Regions from separate parts of the Homo sapiens genome. Here region 2 is linked to region 1. Evidence: chromatin contacts called from ENCODE Hi-C or POLR2A ChIA-PET data. All regions are on one chromosome and are shown on one strand. Each heading gives the region's core, a stretch centred on a gene start or an enhancer-like site at or near the end of the contact. The rest is flanking DNA. Distances are from core to core; before and after follow the strand shown.

The links. Hi-C counts contacts between places; a loop is a spot of excess contacts on that map. ChIA-PET counts read pairs that join two places held with the same protein, here RNA polymerase II (POLR2A).
Region 2: a loop to region 1 is called in a map of cardiac septum, with 1.8 times the contacts of the local background. The contact joins two enhancer-like sites. A Hi-C loop is called at or near these places in 1 of 168 maps with a recorded cell type or tissue (cardiac septum). POLR2A ChIA-PET finds 5 or more read pairs at or near these places in 1 of 52 experiments (HEK293).

The regions. Positions count from the first base shown.
Region 1 is chr6:150,491,826-150,498,382 of GRCh38, forward strand. No RefSeq gene overlaps it. Among named protein-coding and RNA genes, the nearest start is that of PLEKHG1, 100 kb to the right of the region's middle. Within about 2 kb of position 1,251, at least 7 of the 41 ENCODE cell types and tissues checked have a DNase peak (open chromatin) inside an H3K27ac peak, as active enhancers do.
Region 2 is chr6:150,571,351-150,577,457 of GRCh38, forward strand. It overlaps LOC124901429 (a long non-coding RNA gene), which reads right to left and starts at 5,685. Exons shown (of 2, transcript XR_007059810.1): 1 at 5,307-5,685; 2 at 1,567-2,087. Within about 2 kb of position 1,800, at least 2 of the 41 ENCODE cell types and tissues checked have a DNase peak (open chromatin) inside an H3K27ac peak, as active enhancers do.

The DNA of each region.
Region 1 (6,557 bases), core at 1-2,500:
GTCATGTCACTAATGGCTCCAGAACAGAGACCTCAGCCTGGTTTCTTCCTGGATGTGGAAGGTTGCAGCCCCCTGCCCCCTCCCCACGTTCTCAGCAGGTGTTCCTGCATTGCTCTATTTCAGGAGTTTAGGAAGCCTAAGAAATACGTGTGTATCCAGCTCTGTTTTCACAACAAGGGTCAAACCAAAAAACCACAGGTCAAAAGGAACCAGGAAAAGGAAAAAAAAAATACACTTTATCCATAAAATGTATTTTTAAACATCTGTTTTTCCTGTGCAGCTGTCTGGCCTGATTCCTCTCCATTGAAGAGCAAAATGTTTTGTTCTTTTTAAATGTATAATAATTAAAAATAAATTTTGAAAACTTACCTCAGGACCAGAATTTTTTTTTAGAATTGGAAAAGATCTCATAATTCATTTAATCCAACCCTTATTGTATGTAGGTGAAGAAATGACACCAGGAGGATGACTTGCTGGTTCGTGATGGGACTCACCTCTGCTAATGCAAGGGCTGACTGCCATAATCACCTCGTATGTGGACATTTATGACATCCCAAGACTCATAATTTCCCTTGAGAAGTTCCAAGTTTAGTAGATGGAAAAGATGTTGCCTGCTCCAGGTAATACTGGAGACATTAGGTGATGTGCCTCAAATTTCACAGCTAGTAACCTTACATCCCTGTTCAAAATTCAATGGTTCTTCTACATTAGAGATACAGCCTTTGGCCTGCCCCATCACTCTTCTCACCCCATCACTAGTCCCACCCTCTGCTGGCCCTACCCCTCTCTTGCCCCACCCTCTCTCTCGGGCCCCACCTTCTCACTGACCTGTCTTTTCATTGGCCCTGCCCTTCCAATGGCCCTACCCTCTTCCTGGCCCCACCTTATCACTGACCCGCCTTTTCATTGGACTTGCCCTCTCACTGGCCCCACCCTCTTGCTGGCCCCACCTTCTCACTGACCTGCCTTTTCATTGGCCCTGCCTTCTCACTGGCCCCACCTTCTTGCTGGCCCCTCAGGTCCTTCCATCCTCCCTCCTTGTGGTTGCATGGCTTCCCACATTCTGTGCCTCTGGTGGCACAGGGTTCCAGCACCATCATTAGCTGCGAGGGTGATCCCTGCAAGTCCCCTGAGATTCGAAATTTACCTTCCTCCTCTGTGAAATGAGAAGACTGGACTGGCGCCCTTCTAAGGATGTCTGCTGGAGGTCAGGTCTCTGGCTCGGGACAGACACAGATGTGAGAGAATCGCACCACTCTTGCTGGACTGGCACACCAGGCCCACATAGTGACTCAGCCATGCAGCCCTCGGCCCCACAGGTTTCTTGGCTCACTTCCCTGACTCTCCTTTACTCCCTTTGTCTAATAACGTGTCTGAAAGTAAACCAGTTTCCTGGGGAACATTGTTTTCCCATTATAAATTCCTTTACAGCAAGCACCAAGTGACTGGCTGTGCACTGGTTAAAGCTTAAGGGTATTTCCTGAAGGCTATATTCGGCCTGAGCAGATTTTTGTGTTTTTAATTGTTATTTTCCTAAGAGAAAAGGTCAATGGCTATATTGTTTAGAAAATAGATTCAAACTGGATACATAAATTTCAGTGGGAACGAGAAGGGTCCCAGGAAAGAGGAGTCCCTGACCATGAGCTGGGCATGTTAGGTCCACCGATTCATAAGGTCTCAGACCAGTTGCAATAGATGGTGCTATGGAAAGGCTTCATTTGGGATCAGGTTGGAGAAGGTGTGTGTGTAGAGGGGAGAGGGAATCTCCTCAAGTAAGCTACATGAGAAGGTGCCTAATACGGTATGGTTCTGTGTCCCCACCCAAATCTCATCTTGTAGCTCCCATAATTCCCATGTGTTGTGGGAGGGACCCAGTAGAAGATGATTCAATCATCTTCTTTCCCCTACTGTTCCCATGACAGTGAATGGGTCTCACGAGATCTGATGGTTTTAAAAATGGGAGATCCCCTGCACAAGCTCTCTTTTCACCTGCCACCATCCATGTAAGATGTGACTTGCTCCTCCTTGCCTTCCACCATGATTGTGAGGCCTCCCCAACCATGTAGAACTGTAAGTCCAATAAACCACTTTCTTTTGTAAATTGCCCAGTCTTGGGTATGTCTCTATCAGAAGCATGAAAACAGACTAATACAGTGCCTCAGAACTCCACGTGGCTGATCTCTGAGCTACTGTAGCCTCTGCCTCTCCTCATACCTATGGCCTCCTGGGTGTTCCCTATAACCTGTTAGGTGAGAGGACAGATAATTTAAAATGGACTTGAGGAGCAAAATGCCACATATCAAGTCTTGTTTTTAAGAAATTGTTACCAGCTGATGAAAATACACATGGAGTATCCACAATGCCTTTGGAACTGAACTGCTGTACTTATTCTTCCAGATTATTTCAGACAGTGAGGATGTTCTTTCTGAAATGTTCTTGTCTATTTCCAATGAGTAAAAATAGAAGAGGGGAGAAAAAGCCAGGGCCTGAGCCAGCTTGTGGGCCTTTCTAGGTCACTATTTTATTGGTAATCATTTTTTCATAACTGTGTATTTATTCCCTATGGGTGTGTCCTGGATTCCATGGCAAATATCCTTTGATGACCACAGCAGTGTCTTCCGATGAAGGTCCAGGGCTGCATCCCAAACACCCCCACCGACAGCTCAGCCAACAGGACGGATCACGACTGAAACAGATGTTCTTGCTCCCCCGGCCAAAAAGTTGGAGTCCCTCCCTGGAGATGAGACACTTCCCTTTGACACCAGAAGCACCTTCCTGATTTCATCAGATGAGATACTTGTTTGGGGAATGACCCCAATGTCTTGCCTTAAGCAAACAAATAAAATGTTTGAATTTAGTGAGGGCATGAACCCGATATGTAAAATGTAGAGTTAGGAAAATTATATTGTATAGAAAATAGCACATTATTTCCCTGGTGAGCCAGCAACCTCCCAAAATAATTGTGTAAAACAGAGGATAAAAAGAGCTCAGCAAGAAACCCTTATGTCCTCGAGAAGGCAACCAAATTGGAGAATGAGGTTTAGTATACGGTATTTCTCAACAAGAACTGTAAAACTGAATTAAAACCTGAAAGCAATGATAAAACTCTTACTAAAATATGTAGTCCATGCATTTCTTCTGTGTGATTCTTCCGTGCGATTCTTTAGAACTGAACTGAACACCTTTGGAACTGAAAGACTCTACTTACTCTTCCAGGTTATTTCAGACAATGAGGATGTTCTTTCAAAATTAACGTGCTTCTCAAAACTTAACAGGCACATGAGTCGCCTGGAGATCTTGTTAAAATGTAGGTTCTAATTCAGCAGGTCCTAGGTAAGGCCCCAGATTCTGCATGTCTAATAGGCTCCAAGGTTTACACTATTCTTAAAGCAGTGCAGTCATTTCCAAGTGCAGTCATTGGATCACTTGTATGAGAATCTCCTAAGTGATCTGTTGAAAAACACAGATTCCTGTGCTCCACCACAGACTTACAAAATCCAGTGTTTACAGTGATTGCCCAGGAATCTGTATTTAACACGCTTACCAATGATTCTTATTAAAGCTTGAGAACTGACACTGTCTATGGATAAATGGCTAATTTGGGATAACTAGGAAACTTGTAGGAGATGCCATGAGATTGTTGCACACCATGAAGAAGGTTTGGGCTGTGCTAAGTGGGTTCTTGTACTTTTACAGTAAGGAAAACTGCTAAGCAGTTAAGTGGCTGGGGCATAAATAGCAGGCGCTACCAAGTCAGGCAGTCCAGGTGACAGGGAAGGAGCTTACAGGAGCATTAATGATGATAGGATACTGTACTAATTTCTGTTGCTAAAAGAAACTATAATTTTCAGTATTGAGCAGATGTTCCTTACTTTAAAAAATAGTTATGATTTTGGAAAGTTGCAGAAAATTAAGTTTTTATTCTCTTATCTTCTCATTGACTTCCATTATAATTTTGGAGCAGTTTTGTCATCATTTATGTGAATTCTACAATTGGTGGCGGGTCCTAGCATTTCGTTTTTATCATTTCTAGTCCTCAGTCTCCATTTCTTTGATGGAAGAGAAAAGAATTTGTAAACATATGCTAACTTTCATCAAGTAAGTTGCTTTAAAAAGTACAGTAAGTCTTTGTTCAAGATTACACTTGTTCGGTAATAATGGTAGCTGACATTTGCAATGCATTTATTACGCACAGTACTTGGAACTGTGACAAGTCAATTAAGTTTATAATTTCAACCTATCCTAAAAACAATCATATGAATATGTGCCATTATTATCCCCATTTTCTGTTGCATGAATGAATTGCCCAAGGTCACATAGACCATGAGGGGTCAAGGTCAATAAGGGGCCTGGTGCCGGGGCCTGAGGCCTTAACACTGTACTTCTTAGAGACGCTTATTGATTTAATCTTTAAACATTTTTTATTCAAGAAATAGATGTAATTTACTTAAATGCAGTGTTTTCAAATTTAGTCTTTTTTCTTTACTTTTTTCCTTTGATTCTCCATCCCACCTTTTAACCCATCATCTCATATGAACTACTCAGACAACCTCATAATTATCTTTCCATACTTTTCTAAGTTTATCTAATTCCACACACCCACACACATAAACATGCCTGTATGGATGAAAGGTGACTTGTTATTATAATTTGACTCCCCCTGACAATTAGTGGTTTGATCATTTTCCATATTCATCTTAGCTGTGTGGATTTATTCTTGTGAAGTGATTATTCATCTTCTTTACTCACTTTTCTGTTAGAGTGCATTTCCCTTTTCATCAATTCCTGAGATCTTTTTGTGTATTACAGATATTGTAAGACACTATTCTCTGCCTTAGAAGTATTTTTCCAGATCTGCTGTTTTGTCCGTTTTTAAAAGTGTACAATTTGTATGGGTCAAATATGTGTTTTTAATTTTCTACCTTCTGAGTTTCTAGTCTTTGTTAATAACATCTTCCTCTCCCAATATTAGACAGATTTTCCTAGATTTTTCTGCAGAAATTATTGCTTATTTTATTTATTTACTTCTTTTGGCATTCAGTCTATAAGCCATCTGGAATTTATTTTTTATATGAAGTAAGTAGGCGCCCAATTTTATTTTACAGATAGTAGCAGTGCTTATTTTAAATAATCCATTCTTTTCCCACTAAATTTAAATCTCACTTAAATTATTAGCTATGCTCTATTTATTTGCCTTTATTTTTGCATTCTTCTTTCTGTCTCACTCTTATTTATTTATTCCTAGATGAATACCCTATTGATGCGATTACAATGCTTTAGAGTTTTCCCATATTTGGTAAGGCAATTATTTTTCTAAAGTATCTTGACCACAGATAGTTATTCTCCTCTATAAATTTTAAGATCCTTTAATCTAATTTAAATATTTGATGGAATTCTAACTGGAATTGCATTATGTCCAAATGCTAATTTAGGGATATCAATATTTTTATTGTAGTAAGGCTTCCCACCCAGGAATATGTAACATTTTTCTACTAGTTTGGAAACTCTTTCATGTCCTTTAATAAGATTTTATTGTTTTCTTCTTTGAAATCCAGTGTATTTTTGTTACTCCTCTATGTTTTAGGGTTTCTGTCTGTATGATAAGTGGGATATTTTAGCCATTTCTTTTTGGTGCTTTTTGATTAAATTGGAGGTGGGGGAATATTGATTTTGAATATTTAGGTTATATCTAAAAACCTAACATGATTTTTATTAATTCAATTATTAGTCTCAGATGTTTATAGCTACATGGTAGTATAATCAGTAAGCTCTAGTTTTCAATGTTTATAATGTAATTTCATTTTCTTATCTTACTAAAAATTTCTAAGAACCTTGAGGCAGTGTTGGATCTTTTTGATAAAACGGAGCATTTCTGTTTATTGACCAATTTTAACTGAAATGATTTTATGAATATGCTATTTAGGATTAAATTGTGATTGATTTTTGATAGTCTTCACTATATTTATACAGCATCTGATAGTCCTATAAGACTTTGAGATTTAAATAAAAATAACTGCTATTTTGTAAACTGATTTTCACTTTAACAAGAGACACTCTAAACACCACATGAAAATAGCTATACTTACATGCCTTTTTTTCTTCTCTCTCTCGAGACAGGGTCTTGCTGTGTTTCCCAGAGTGGTCTTGAGCTCTTGGGCTCAAGCAGTCCTCCCAACTCAGCCTCCTAAGTTGCTGGGAGTATGTCCAGCGAATTTTTATGGCTACAGAGGGTTTTATTTGCTGGCTGTACATAATTAATTACTACAAACCATATGGTTAAAGTTTTAGATGGTTTTCAGAGTTCACCAGTATGAAAACCATCACAATAAATATAATTGTAAAATGCCAGCATTTTCAACAGCTTCTATGGCATGGATATGTCCCTGTTTATTCAATCTTTTTCCTATTGATGGGACTTCAACTTTTTGCACTCTTTTGCAACTACAGCTAATGCTTCAACATATTTTCACATATATCCTGGGGGACCTACGTTTATATTCTATAGAGTAATTTCATAAATAAAGAATTGTGTGCTGGTTCAATTATTTTAATTCTAT
Region 2 (6,107 bases), core at 550-3,049, 80 kb after region 1:
TTTTATTAACCTGGCTCTCAAGATGGAACCCTCATGGTCTGGTTCCAAGTTACTTCTCTAGATTTATTTCCTGGAAAAATAAACTTATATACTGGATTCATGTACCACACTCCAGGAAAAGGTACCCCCTACAACTCATAGCTGATCCCCAGCTTCAACCTATTTTATAGTCAATTCTCCTTGCAGCAGCCAGAGTTGTCCTTCAGTAACGTGAATGAGCTCATGCTTTGCTCTACATTCTCAAGATAAAATCCCAAGTCATTACTGTGGTGCACCAAGCCCCGTATGATCTGGCCCTGAGGGTCTCTTTAACCTCATCTCTATAATTCACCTGCTTGGTAACTTGCCACGTTGGTTCATTTGTGTTCATTGGATACACTCTGCTGTTCCCTCTGCAGGCCCTTTAAGAGTGCTAGTCGCTCCACCTGTGGTGCTACATCCCCCAACACCTGCATGGTGGCCCCTGTCACTTCCAGAAGATTTTTGTTTGTTAGAAGGGCTTCCCTGATGACCCTCTTAAAAATATGTCCTTTGTCACTCTCTGCCCCTTATCCTGCTTTTATTTATTTATTTGTTTTTTTTTTTTTTTTTTTTTTGAGACACAGTCTCACTCTGCTGCCCACGCTGGAGTGCAGTGGCATGATCTCAGCTCACTGCAACCTCCACCTCCTGGGTCCAAGCAACTCTCATGCCTCAGCCTCCCGAGTAGCTGGGATTACAGGCGTGCACCACCACACCTGGCTAACTTTTGTATTTTTAGTAGAGATAGGGTTTCATCATGTTGGTCAGGATGGTCTAGAACTCCTGGACTCAAGTGATCTGCATGCTTCGGTCTCCCAAAGTGCTGGAATTATAGGCGTCAGCCACTGCACCTGGCCAGCTTTAATTTTATTTTCAGTGCCTAACAGCACCTGGCATATTATGGTATTTGTTTCGTGTCTTTCTCCTGCTATTAAAGCACAAGCTCCTTGAGGGCAGGGACTTTGTGTGCTCAGTTTATTCCTGGATTCCTAACACTGAGAACCATGCCTGCTGCACAGTAGCAAACATTTCCCAAACGAATCAGTTCATCAGTAAAAACAAGGCTGCTTGTTGTTTGGTGTCTCTACATTATTACCTATGCTGTCCTTTCTGCCTGGAATTTGTGGAACGTCCACTTTGCACCAGATCCTGCAAAAGACCTCAATGCTGTACTCTCTCTGCCTATTACTACCCAATTCACTGCACAGCTAAAATGTCATATTTTCCTGACCATCTCCAATCACTTCATCTGCTAGTGGTCTACTCTTGTCTACACCCCAATAGCCATGTCTTTGCATCCCTTTTATGACATTTATTGCCCCCTATCTGTAGTGAGGTTATTTGTGTACCAGATCCAATTCTCATTGTATTTGGGACAGTGCCTGGCACAGACTTTAACACATAGTATTTGAATAGAGTAGTATTTAGAGATACACTATGAGAGCATAATTGTGTATTCAATTCAATGTATAAATAGAAAAGTAAATATAAGTGGAAAAGCCTAGAATAGGTGCAAGAGTGTAAGTAACAAAAGGAAGAGAAAAATGGAGGAAAAACCCAAGAGGAGCAGAGATTTATTATCCTTCCAGAAAACACACATCCTTCTTTAGGTTAATCCCTTTCCATGAGAAAATGGCCTGGAGAAGATGACTGGTTAATTTCAGACACCCTTGACTTCCATTTGTCTATTGGAAGTCAGCTGGATGGCTGTGGGAGCTGGAGGGGCGGAGATAAGGACAGATGGCTATCACTGCTTGCAGTCTTCCGAGGGAGGAGCCGGTCCTGCCTGGGCCTACAGTTGTCAGCACTTTCCCCCGCTGGCCCTGCTGACACTGTTCTGACACCCTGTGCACCACCAGAAAGTTCACTGACCCTTCACAAGCAGGGGTCATAGGTCCATTTCCCAGCGTCATCAGGAATCACTCCAGGCTGTGCACTGACCCAGCTCAGGGAGCAGTGGCCAGCGATGTCAGCCAGCAGGAGCAGGGCAGGGCCCCAGGCAGGGGGGCTGGGGGCAATCTCAGACGAAATCAAAACCTTCATTGCAAAGTCCTGGGTGGTGGCTTCTGAGGAGAACATAAGAAACAGGAGGAGGGAGCAGTGGTAGAGGGGCCTCTCTGCAAGGGGTGCTGGAGGCGACTGCAGTGAGGTGTTTCCTGGTGAGTGGGTCAGATCAGCTCACACAGTGGGGATGAGCTCACAGAGAGTGGGCTGAGAGCAGACCAGGAGTGCACAGGTGGCTGCCCTGTCAGCCTTTTCCGGGAGTGGTGGTGGCGCTTGCAACAACTGCTCTGGCTTTGTCCCCTGCTGACCCAGTGCCAGCAGTCTTCTGCATTTACCCCAAGTTCATCTGCACCCCTTTCTTCCCCAGCCTTACCCCTCGCTCCCTTCCACGAGAGGCAGTATGAATAGACACTAAGTGTGGCATCCAAAAAGCCTCAAGCTCTGAAGAAGAGCCATATAACCCCCCTGCACCTTGATTTCTCCATCTGTAGAATGAGTAGGAGAATACTTACCTGCTCTATGCCTCAAATGAAATGCTTATGAAAAATTGCTACTAAACCATCATGCATACGGTACTCATGTTAGTTTTCTTTAGCCTCCCAGCTTATTTATTTCTTGTCTTCCTCATCTTTGCTTACCTGCCCCTTTACAAATCTGCTGTAATATGGGCAAATCATATTTGTAAAAATGCAATTAAGACAAATATAAAGGTTCAACCCCTGAAAAGAGGTAGCTTTGTGCTTATGTGTATAAACCAAAACCAAAATCTTATTTTTGTTCAAAATTTCAGGGCATTACAGATATTTTGCTTTAGGACATAAAAATATTACTTACAACTGATTGAAACAGGTCACACTAATTTTGTGTCAGATCGCCTTTGTTGGGTGCAGGAGATGATGTTTCTTCAACAGATCTAAGCACCGTGGGTGGCTTTTACTAAAGTGGGGTCCGAGGTTGCTTCGTGAGGTGATTCTAAGTGCGAGTGGGAATTGTTCTAGACCAGCTTTACACCTCCTGCCCCCCAAATTTCTCTCTCTTGCCTACTTGTGATCCCTAAAATGTCACCATCAATTAAATAAGGCAAGAGTACCAGGCTAGAATGACAAGCAATGTTCTCTCATGGACATGATTTAACTCTAGCTCATGTCCAACTTAGAACAACTTTCTAGAAGATAGTACAGAAGAGAACAACTATTTATGCATCTGACACAGAAGAGGGAGTGGTTAAAAGATTTTTGTGAACAAAAAGAGGAAGGAAGCAGTTAGACACTGCTTCTGGCCTCAAAGAGTTTCTGAGGTTCGAAGGGGCGCGCTTACTCATGCTTACTCCAGAGTCGGGCTTCTGTCTGGTGTGGGCTTCCCTGGACAGGTACAGTAAGAGTGCCTTACCTGGCCAGCCAAGAAGACAACAGAGGGTGCTGGACATCTGCGTGGGGGAGATGGGTGGGAGAGGTGGAGTCACCTCAAAGGAGGAGAAAGCACTGCCGTGTAAGGCGGGATGTTCTCTAATGCTATCACCACATATGGCTGAACTTGGTCTGTATGTATTAGATAGACAAGTAGGAGGTGCCATCTCCTATTTATTGTGTCCTACTATAATAAAAAAAAACCAGGCTGGGCACGGTGGCTCATGCCTGTAATCACAACACTTTGGGAGGCCAAGGCAGGCAGATCACCTGAGGTCAGGAGTTCGAGACCAGCCTGGCCAACGTGGTGAAACCCTATCTCTATTAAAAATATAAAAATTAGCCAGGTATGGTGGTGCATGCCTGTAATCCCAGCTACTCAGAAGGCTGAGGCGGGAGAATCAGCCTTGAACCTGGGAGGCAGAGGTTGCAGTGAGCCAAGATCACACAATTGCACTCCAGCCTGGACAACAGAGTGAGATTCTGACTCAAAAACAAAACAACAACAACAACAAAACCCAGCTACCTTTTCTTGCATACGTACTCTGTGTCAAGTACTATTCAAAGTCCTTTACATTTAAGCCTTACAGCAACTCTTTGAGGGAGGTCTATTTGCTCTTCCCATTTCACAGATGAGAAAACGGAAGCCTGGAGCCATTAAAGTAGCTGCTGCAGGGCTCTCAGCAAGTAGATAACAGAACCAAGATTTGAACCCAGGCCCTTGGACTCCAGGGGTTCACTCTCTTAGCCAGAAGCTGAGTCCCCTGTGCTGTGGTTTACGTAAGGCCCACAGAATGGTCCCTCTTCTCGGACACTGACACAGCCAGAACTACATCCTGACCCATCTTGTGCTCACCTGCCAGCCCCCGGGATACCGCATGGCTGCGGCTCATTTCTCTTTCATTCTCCCAAAGGCCACAGATGTTTTAGGGAGTGCCCACAGCAAGGAGCTGGCCAGGGGGGACTGGCTTCTCCACTCCCCTCCATCCTGAGATAGGAGCAGTCCTTAAAACCACCAATGGGGAAGGGCCAGCAGGACCCAGTGGCCCTGTGCCCAGAACCAGGCCCTTCTGACCCTCCCAGGGAGGCACACAGGGTGACAATTCATCACACCAAGGCTTTCCAACAGCTGCTTCTCTTCAGACATATGCACCTGTGCACATACACATGTGCCCACACATGCAGACATGCACACACACATAAACACACATGCACGCACCCAGGGAACAGAGTCATGTAGTGACTCAGCCTCTCCCCCAGTGTCTACACGAGGAAGATGGAAGGTGTTCCTTTGTGCTGACGTGACTGAACCGCTCATCTCTGTATAATTTATGGGCCTCCGTTCCCTCTTGCACTGGAAAGGTAGGCTCCCCTCCCACCTTCTACTCAGGGCCCTGGCGCTGTGGAGAATGAGGCTTCCTCTCAGTTTTGAGATATAGTGAATGCAAAGAAGAGGCCGGGCTTGCATGCTCCTCGAGATGCTCAAGTAGGTAGAAGCTGTCAACCTGGAGGCTAGGGGCCCACGGTCCTTCCCTGACTTTGGTAATTATCTGAGTCCCTAAGATGAGCTCCAGGAGAATAGGGGCAATCTTTTGTCCATTTTTACATCTCCAAATCCTGGAATAAGGACTGGCGTATGGGAAGGAGGAAGGATGGATGGATGAGTCACGCACCACCCTGCCTTCACGGGGCTTACACTCTCTCCCCGTGGAGACAGGAGGAGGAGACAAGGGCACTTCTCACGAGACATGGGGGGCCCTCAGGTGGTGAGGGGGGTTGGACCACAAAGAAAGGACATCTGGTGGGCAGGCTAAGGGAGACTAAACATTCTTGGAGACAGCATTAGAGGTGGCCGTGCAGGACTGGTAGGATTACCTTAGGCAGAGGAACAGGCGTGAACAAGACCTGCTGCAGGAAAGCATGCGAACGTTCTGGAAACAGGAGGAACTTTCCTTTGGCTGGAGTACGAGGTGCACACAGAAGAACGACAGGACCCGGAGAAAGTGCGGTGTTGGGGCTGGGCTGGGAGGAGGGTGTGGCCAGGCTGGCGCAGGAAGCAGGAAGGCCGGGGTGAAGGGGTCTCCCTGCCTTCTGTGTTTTGCCTCCTGCCTTTCTCCTCTGGTTCCGAGAATCAATTCCTCTGTGCGAAGTGGATGAGGGGACTTTCCTAGCCTCCGATCTGCACTTGCAACTAGACTGAGTGGAGCCTGGGACAATGGCTTTCCGCTCAGAACCAGAAATCAGGCTCCAGGAAGGCACTCTCCTAGAGGAGGGAGAGAAGGTATTGTTACCTATTTGTGGAAAGACTCCGTGGGGATTGTTACCATCCTAATGACATCAAACTTCAGTGGGCTGCTCTCTTTTGTTAATGGCATAATCCTTTGTTCAGAACACACACACTGCACCCCCAGAACCTGAATGATTCAACTGGATGCGTAAGTGGGGAATGCGAAGTGTAAGAATCACTGGCAAGACCGCAGAGGATTCTGGGAATAAGGCCATTTAGTACAAACTATTCGCCAAGTAAAATATTAAAATGTTACAAATAAGGCCAAAGTCCCCTTTGACGGACCCCTGCTCCAGCCTCGGCCCTCCCCACATCCTCCCCCATCCTCTCTATCGAGTGGACCTTCAATATCAGTCTGTCGTCTATACTTCCAGAATTTATTTCCATAT